Linked DNA regions of Homo sapiens: all the other regions are linked to region 1. A link is a loop called in an ENCODE intact Hi-C map of the cell type or tissue named here. Cell type or tissue: PC-3. All regions are shown on one strand. Region 1 overlaps AMOTL1 (angiomotin like 1). Region 2 overlaps AMOTL1 (angiomotin like 1). Region 3 overlaps CWC15 (CWC15 spliceosome associated protein).

Region 1 (2,500 bases):
GGTGGCGCGCGCCTGTAGTCCCAGCTACACGGGAGGCTGAGGCAGGAGAATGGCGTGAACCCGGGAGGCGGAGCTTGCAGTGAGTCGAGATCGCGCCACTGCACTCCAGCCTGGGCGACAGAGCGAAACTCCGTCTCAAAAAAAAAAAAAAAAAAAAAAAAAAAAAAAAAAAAAAAAGATACAAAACAAAATGCTGTACTAGAATGAGAATCAGAACAATTGCTTAAAAAAATAAGTCTATCAGAGATTCTTGATTGTAAGAAGCACAAAGTGACGTTGGGTAACTTAAGCAAAAGAGAAATTTATTGGAAATATATCGGGCAGCTCACAAATTAATTGGAAGGCTCAGAAAATGGGCAGGAATCTAGGCAGATAGCCACTGGGAACCCAGCCAGAGATACGCTACTTGTCTTGTTAGGGTGAGGTCACCATAGAGACTGCTGCTGCTCCTGGACTCCAGGGGATAGTGCTATCGCAGGTAGTTTATCAACACCTTTTTGTCCTTGCATCATTTCCTCAAGATTCAGTGCACATCCAGTTGACTGAGCCTAGGTCGTTCTAACTGCTGGAACAGGGTTGGCTTCTGTAATGGAAGGTAGATAGAACCTGCCCCTAGACTTAGACAGTGAGTTCAGTGTTCCCTAACATTGAAAGGATTTACTTAGGTGACTATCAGGAAGGGAACATGGTAGGTAATAGTTGGAAGTTGAACTACCTAATCTCTAATTTATTTTCCAGCTCTAACATGTTAGGAAAATAATGTACTCATGCTTTTAACCCCCTTCTCCTTACCCATAACTAAGCTACGCTGAACTCTCTATTCCTTAAAGAGACAACACTTTCATAACCCAGTCCTATGCTTTTGTTTTTCCCATGTTGGGCCGATCTTCCCTCACTACCACCTTCTCCACACCCCACAGTGGATTAACATCCTCCTCATTTTCCCTCCGGTTCAATTTCAGCCCACATATCTCTTTCTCCTTGTCACTGAAGCTCTATGTCCCTTCCGTCAGTCAACAGGTAGTAATGATTACTCATGGAACTCCAAAGCAGTATGTTCCTTTAACATACTTTGCAATAAAAATGGGTAGTTGTGTGCACGTTGGTCTCTGGAACCAAATCGTAAAATCCTAAGGGCCAAGGACAGTCTTACTCATTTCTTGCTATTTATAGCTCCACTCACAGTGATCTCTTGGACTCAATTGTTACTTTAAAGGTTAAGCATGTGCTCTGCATTTTGGTTTATATTGATAATATCTCAAAGATTTTTAAGTAAGCATTACAAAGTTAAACTTCAGACAAGTTTGAAGTTATTCAACACACATTCCACTTTCAGAGAGAGTCTAAGTTAAATAGGTGTCGGGGTCTTGATTTCACTTGTTTTCTGGAACATATGGATTGGTCCAGGGTTTAGAATTCAAGTTTGATGCCCATTCAAAAGACCTGCCATGTAGGGGTTGGGAATCTTGTAAACCCCACCCCTCAACCCCCAACTCCAAACCTCGGGTTTCAGGTAATGGTTGCTTGGGGGAAAAGAGAGTGAGAAAGCATATTCCAGGGAGTGCTTTTAGTTTAGTGGTGGAGCTTACTGTTTCCTTTTTATTTATTTCTGTATTTTTATTTTTTGAGACAGAGTCTAGCTCTGTCACCCAGGCTGGAGTGCAGTGGCGCAGTCTTGGCTCACTGCAACCTTTGCCTCCTGGGTTCAAGTGATTCTCCTGCCTCAGCCTCCCGAGTAGCTGAGACTACAGGTGCCCGCCACCATGCCTGGCTAATTTTTGTATTTTTAGTAGAGACAGGGTTTCACCATGTTGGCCAGGCTGGTCTCGAACTCCTGACCTCAAGTAATCCACCCTCCTCGGCCTCCCGAAGTGCTGGGATTACAGGCTTGAGCCACCGTGCCCGGCACTGTTTCCTTTTTAAAAACATGTGTTGCATGCAGGTGTTTGGAGGAGGCACTGCTGCCTGTCAGTGCTGCCCTTAAGATTGTGAATCAGCTAATCCAGATGAGCTGGCTTGGTTTCACATGAGGACTCCTAAACAGGCTGGCCCTTATTTTTCAGGTACTGGTCATAGGTTCTCCAGCCCTTTTGAAAACATTGTTTCCAGGGTATCCTTCTCCTTGAGCGGAGTATTCGGCTCCCTAGAAAAACCTCGAGTTCTGCCGGAATCAGAAGGCTTGATGGCTTACATTTAACTTTGAGGCTGCTGGCACACTCAGCAAATTCCTTAGCTCTTTGAAAGGTAAGATAGAAGCCACAGAATTGTTTGTTGCTGTGGTTAAAATCTCTGTTATAAAGTTATAGGAGGTTATTGTAATCTAGACAGTGAAATTGTTTTTAAATCATTAGGAGGTTTTGGATTACATGTAGCTGGCAGAAAGCTTTGCCCGTTGGTGACATAACACCTGGGAGTTGTTCTGCAGTTAGTGGTCTCTTTGAGGAATGGGTCGCTGGCCTGTAGAGTTGAAAGCACTAGTATTTGCTGCATAGGGGAGAGT
Region 2 (2,500 bases), 57 kb after region 1:
TTGCATGGCCAAAGGGCAGAAGGCAGAAGTGATCCCATGAGACAGAATCAAGCAGAACTCATTTTTTAAATCAGTAGCCTATTCCCACAATAACCAACCTACTCCTACAGTAACAGCATTAATTCATTCATGAGGGCTGAACCCTCATGGCCTAATCACCTCTTAAAGGCCCCACCTCTTAATACTGTTACAATGAGGATTAAGTTTCTAACACATGAAATTTGGGGAACCATATTCAAACCATAGCAAACACCTATGTTTTACCTACCAAGCACTCCAGTGACTTAGACACTACTTGATCAAGCAGGCAGTAGCTGGACTCCTCTATCTCTCCAGCTACATGGGGTAGGGAAAAACTTCTCAAAAATCCGTTATATCAGAAAGCCCTAGAAATTAATTCCTATGTAGGAAGTGCTGGCTTACAGGTTTGCTGTCCTCAGAAGCCCCAGCCATAAGTGGGAGCACTGAATATGAAGCTGTAGCACAGCACATAGAGCCCTGACCTTATACACACATCCACCCTCAATGTTTCTTAACTGAAGTGGCTAAGATGGTAGAACAGGGTCGTCTGTCCCATGGATCAGCTGGCAGTTAGGCTTAGTGCTCAGATAGTAATCACAGAAACAGTTTCAGCAGGGTGTCCACTTGGAACCTTACCCAGAACTGACAAAGGAGAAGGGTAAGACAGAAAGGGGACATCTTTGAATTATTAGGCCTATTTCTACTTTCTACCACTTGTGTTCTTTCCTCAAGCAAGGGAGACTAACGTACGGGTGGAGACACAAATGGGACCACCATTCGACATTGTACAAGTGTCATAGCTTGTTTTGCTTCAGTTTTCTATTCGTCAAATGGGGCTTATGTGAGGATTATATGTTGTAAAGCTCTTGGAACAGTAGCTGGGACATGGTAAGTCCCCAGGAATATATGTTAGCTCTTGTTGTTATTTATCAAGTATAGTACTATGTGCCAAGTCCTGTGGTAGGCATTTTATGGGTACTTATTTTAATCCTCACCCGCAGTTCTGCAAAATAGATCTTGTGAGCTTCATTTGAGGAGATGGAGTCTCAGAGAGGTAAAGTCATGTGTCCAAGGTGAGCTGCTATGTGAAGGTGCCAAAGTCAAACCAGGTCGGCCTGGCCACACAGCCTGTGCCATCACTGTGGTTTCAAGAGTAAACAGTGTATGAGCAGACATCCTTCTATGTAAATGGGACCAGAGCCATCAAGCTAAACAGCTCCCTGCGCCACACAGTTCAGGGTAGTTCATATCCACTGAGTAAACAGACCATTCTGGGCAAGAATTCCCTTGTGTCAACTTGCCTGTTCTAGGAATTCTCAGTATATATATTGGAGCCCTACCAAAAATTCATCACGAGACTTGTCTTTCTTGAGATCCATCCTAAGAGGCTTAGCTAATAAACTGAAGGGCCTTCTTATGAGGTGGTTTCACCATGGGACTCTCCCTTGTTATCTCCCGAAGGATGACTTCTTTGAGTGAGTCTGATACACTTCATGGTCCCCATGTCTCCAAGAGTTGGGGAGCATAGCTAGCCCACCTTGTAGGCTCACTGCCTTGATACCCCATCTTCCTCACTCCCTGCCCTGAATTAGCTGTCCTTCCTGTGTTCTCATAGCACCCTGTGCATGCATCTGTTAGAGCACCTTGTCACATTGCCTTTGCCCATGTCCTTACGTCTTTTCCCACCAGATCAAGTGCAGAATGCTACATCCTACTCACCTCATAGCCCTAGAATTTATCATGCTTCCTGTAACAACAATAATAACCAGTGTTATCGAAGTTGACATTCATCGGGAACTTACTATATGCCTTTTGAAATAGGTACTATTGTGATGCTTACTTTTAAAGGCAGAGAAGCTGAAGCACAGAGAGGTTTGTTTACTACCTCAGTCACAGAACCATAAGTGGAAGAGCTGGGTGTGAACCCAGGCAGTACTCTGATGCCTCTGAGTAGTAGATGCTTCATTAGTTAATATTTGTAAATGGATACACATGTGAATGTAATTGCTATGTTTTCAGAGATATATGACCTGTGACATAACTTAAATCTGTGCAATAGTAAACTGTGTTATAATGGGGCTCTTCTATCCCTATGTGTGCTTGGAGAGGAGGGGCAGTACAGGGCTGTGTTTGGGAACACACATTAGATATAAATGCAACTTCTATTTCTGCCATTGATGATCATCACCTCTGTGGGCAAGTTACTTACCCTTTTTTTTAGTGGCATTTTCCTCAGCTGGAAAATAAGAATTATGGTGCCTACCTCATACAGTAAACTTAGAATAAAGAGACTACTATAAGTAACCATTCCTGGAACACAATACTTATTCAACAAACATGGGAAGATATTGTTACTACTATTATCATGAGCATTGTTTTTAAAACTTTATAATTGACAACACTACTTCCTATCAGTGGACAAGCAGTTCTGAACCAGTGTGAGTGATACTAAATGGTACTGCTGGAGCTTGAAGTCTAA
Region 3 (2,500 bases), 180 kb after region 1:
GATAACAGAAATTGATGACTTAATAGATCAAGGAAAAACAGATGGTGTGGAAGTCATTTAAAAAAAGTTATTATTTTAATAATCTAATTTTTCATACAGGTTACTGATACTTCATTTCAATATTCAAATGTAAACAATGAATTTCATTTTTATGAAGAAAAATAAAAATCAAAATGGGAGGTGAAAAGATCTAACTTGTAAGGAAATAGGAAAATTCCTTTATGTCACTGGTCAGAACTTAAATCAGGAACTATACATCACAGAACAGGTGGCTTTCTAAAAGCTATATATTTATTTGTAACAAATTATACCGATGCTTAAAGGGAAAAGATATTTCTCTGAAATACTAGAAAAATAGGAGCTTAAGTATACCATATATCCAAACTTATAATGTGTATGACATATAAAGGTTATGGACATTTTATGTTTGGAATATTATTTCCTTTGGGGTTACTGAATGATTGCCACACAGAGCACTAGGAAAAAAGGCATAAACTCTTTCTATATTCAAACAGCAGGCATACTATGTTTCATAATATAGGCTAGTCATCAGATGGCATGTAGGTCAAATCCTAACTAACTGTTTTTGTAAATATTTTATTGAAACATTGCCACACTTGTTCACTTATGTACTCTGTGGGTGTTTTTATGTTATAACAGTGGAGGTGAGTAGGTGTGATAGAGGCTCCATGACCAGCCAGCCTAAAATATTTACTACCTGGCCCTTTACAGAAAGGGTGCTGACCCCTGACAAGGGCTAAATGGTTTGAAAATCTTAAATTTGGAACATGGCAAAAACCAGCCAATAGAAAGGGAAACAGGGATAAAAGAAACTATCATTCAACCGCAAGAAATATCAACACATTTTAATACAGATATTAGATGAAACTCACAAAACTGCAAGGCCTTCTGTCTAAAATGTTTATCCTCCCTCAAGGTCAACCAAAAGCATTTAAATTGCTCATCTCTATGTGTCCAGAACTATTAGGCAAGCTAAAAAAATTTGGAACAATTGCCCTCTAGTGGTATGCAAGTGGGACTGGGAATGTTTTTATAATTCTTTGACTTTTAAAAACTAGATGTAAAAACTATAAGCTATTACAGGAATTATGCTCTCTTATACAAAACTTTGATGAGAATTGTATTTTGAAATGCTTTTCTTCTTCCAATCTGAATTCTAAGTCTTCAAAGTCTATCCCAAATTCTACCTGTTTTCTGAATTCTTCCCTGGCCCTCCTGATTCACATGAAGTCTACTTCCCTAGATTCCTGGTATTGACCATGCAGTATATTTTCTTACTTTCTTTTTTAAAAACAGAACAATTCTTGCCTCAAATAAAATTTTACACAGAAATCTATGAAAAAGCTGTGCTGCTCTGGTTGAAAACAGGGGCAGACAACCCTACCTGAATGTCTCACAATGTGTCAAATTTAACATGTTCAAAACAGAACTCATCAACTACCTCTTCTCTCTGCCTAAATATGGCAATTCTTTTGCATTCCCTGTATTGATGGCACCAACATTTACCTAGAAAGTGAGGGTCCTCTCTGCTGCTACAATCAATCAGTCACTATCTGTCAACTCAACCTCCTTTTTTATTTTTTCCTGCTCCCCTTCCCACTTTGACCTCCTTGATAATCAGCTTTATCAGCATCTAATTACTTACCTCAATTCCAACTCCTATCATACAAGCTAAGAGTCTCTTAATTGGGAGGATTACTGGAACAGCCTCCTAACTCAGTTTTTTTCCAATCCATCCTCCATATTTTGCCAGAGTAATCTTTCTAAAATGCGTATCCAGTTTTATCAATCTCCTGCTGAAATCAACCAGCTCTTCATGTCCTTTAGAAAAAATCTAGACTCCTTCAGTATTGTTTTGCAAACCTCTAATGCTCTGACTTGCACTTGCCTCCTCAGTTTCACCTCTTATTATCACTCTGGGTAATTTATTCAGAATTTTAACTATCTTTGAGTTTTATATTTTTTCCTCATATTGTGTAAACAGAGAGACTGTGGGGGCTCAGAGAAGTTAGGTAGCTTGACCTAGGTTATATAATATCTACTGACTGATTGCCTTAATAGTACCTAGGCAGTAGACAAGCAGAGAGATAATCTTTGTAGACCACAACTATATCTTGATCATCTTTGATTCTCCTGTCAATTAACAGATATCGACTAAATGTTGAACAAATGAATAAACAAGTAAATGACTAGCAAGCCTGTGAATATTACTCAGTGCATCTGAACTATTTGGAAAGAATTTCTTACATAACCAGGATACCTAGGATGTCATAAAAATAATCATTTATAGATCTACAAGTGCTATAATATTTAGACACGGTAAAGGAGATTTCTAATATAAGAAGATATTACTTATATTCAAAAAAATTTCTACCTTAGTGTATGTGAGAAGATAGATGTAAATATTTAATACTTTGGTTTTACCTTCCTGGCCTGCTCTTCAGCTCTTTCTTTTTTAATTTTTTCCAGTTCTGCAAGA

What was found. Peaks named below come from ENCODE experiments on the same cell type or tissue, not always from the same donor. Only the 100,000 strongest peaks of a DNase experiment are listed, where the experiment ranks them.
Region 2: it touches region 1 in a loop (4-fold over the local background); 16 of 110 quality-filtered maps call a loop at or near these places.
Region 3: it touches region 1 in a loop (12-fold over the local background); 5 of 110 quality-filtered maps call a loop at or near these places.

Annotation. Positions count from the first base shown.
Region 1 is chr11:94,787,551-94,790,050 of GRCh38, forward strand. All of the region lies in intron 1 of AMOTL1 (angiomotin like 1), which reads left to right. Among named protein-coding and RNA genes, the nearest start is that of AMOTL1, 20 kb to the left of the region's middle. RefSeq lists enhancers at 1,306-1,806, 1,807-2,307. In PC-3, no CTCF peak of the experiment used is centred here; a DNase peak (open chromatin) is centred at 1,071; H3K4me3 peaks cover 1,023 bases; H3K27ac peaks cover 2,500 bases.
Region 2 is chr11:94,844,577-94,847,076 of GRCh38, forward strand. All of the region lies in intron 6 of AMOTL1 (angiomotin like 1), which reads left to right. Among named protein-coding and RNA genes, the nearest start is that of AMOTL1, 77 kb to the left of the region's middle. In PC-3, no CTCF peak of the experiment used is centred here; a DNase peak (open chromatin) is centred at 1,225; H3K27ac peaks cover 346 bases.
Region 3 is chr11:94,967,544-94,970,043 of GRCh38, forward strand. CWC15 (CWC15 spliceosome associated protein) reads right to left here. Exons shown (of 7, transcript NM_016403.4): 5 at 2,446-2,500. Among named protein-coding and RNA genes, the nearest start is that of CWC15, 4.8 kb to the right of the region's middle. In PC-3, CTCF peaks have their summits at 1,017 (motif pointing left) and 1,218; no DNase peak of the experiment used is centred here.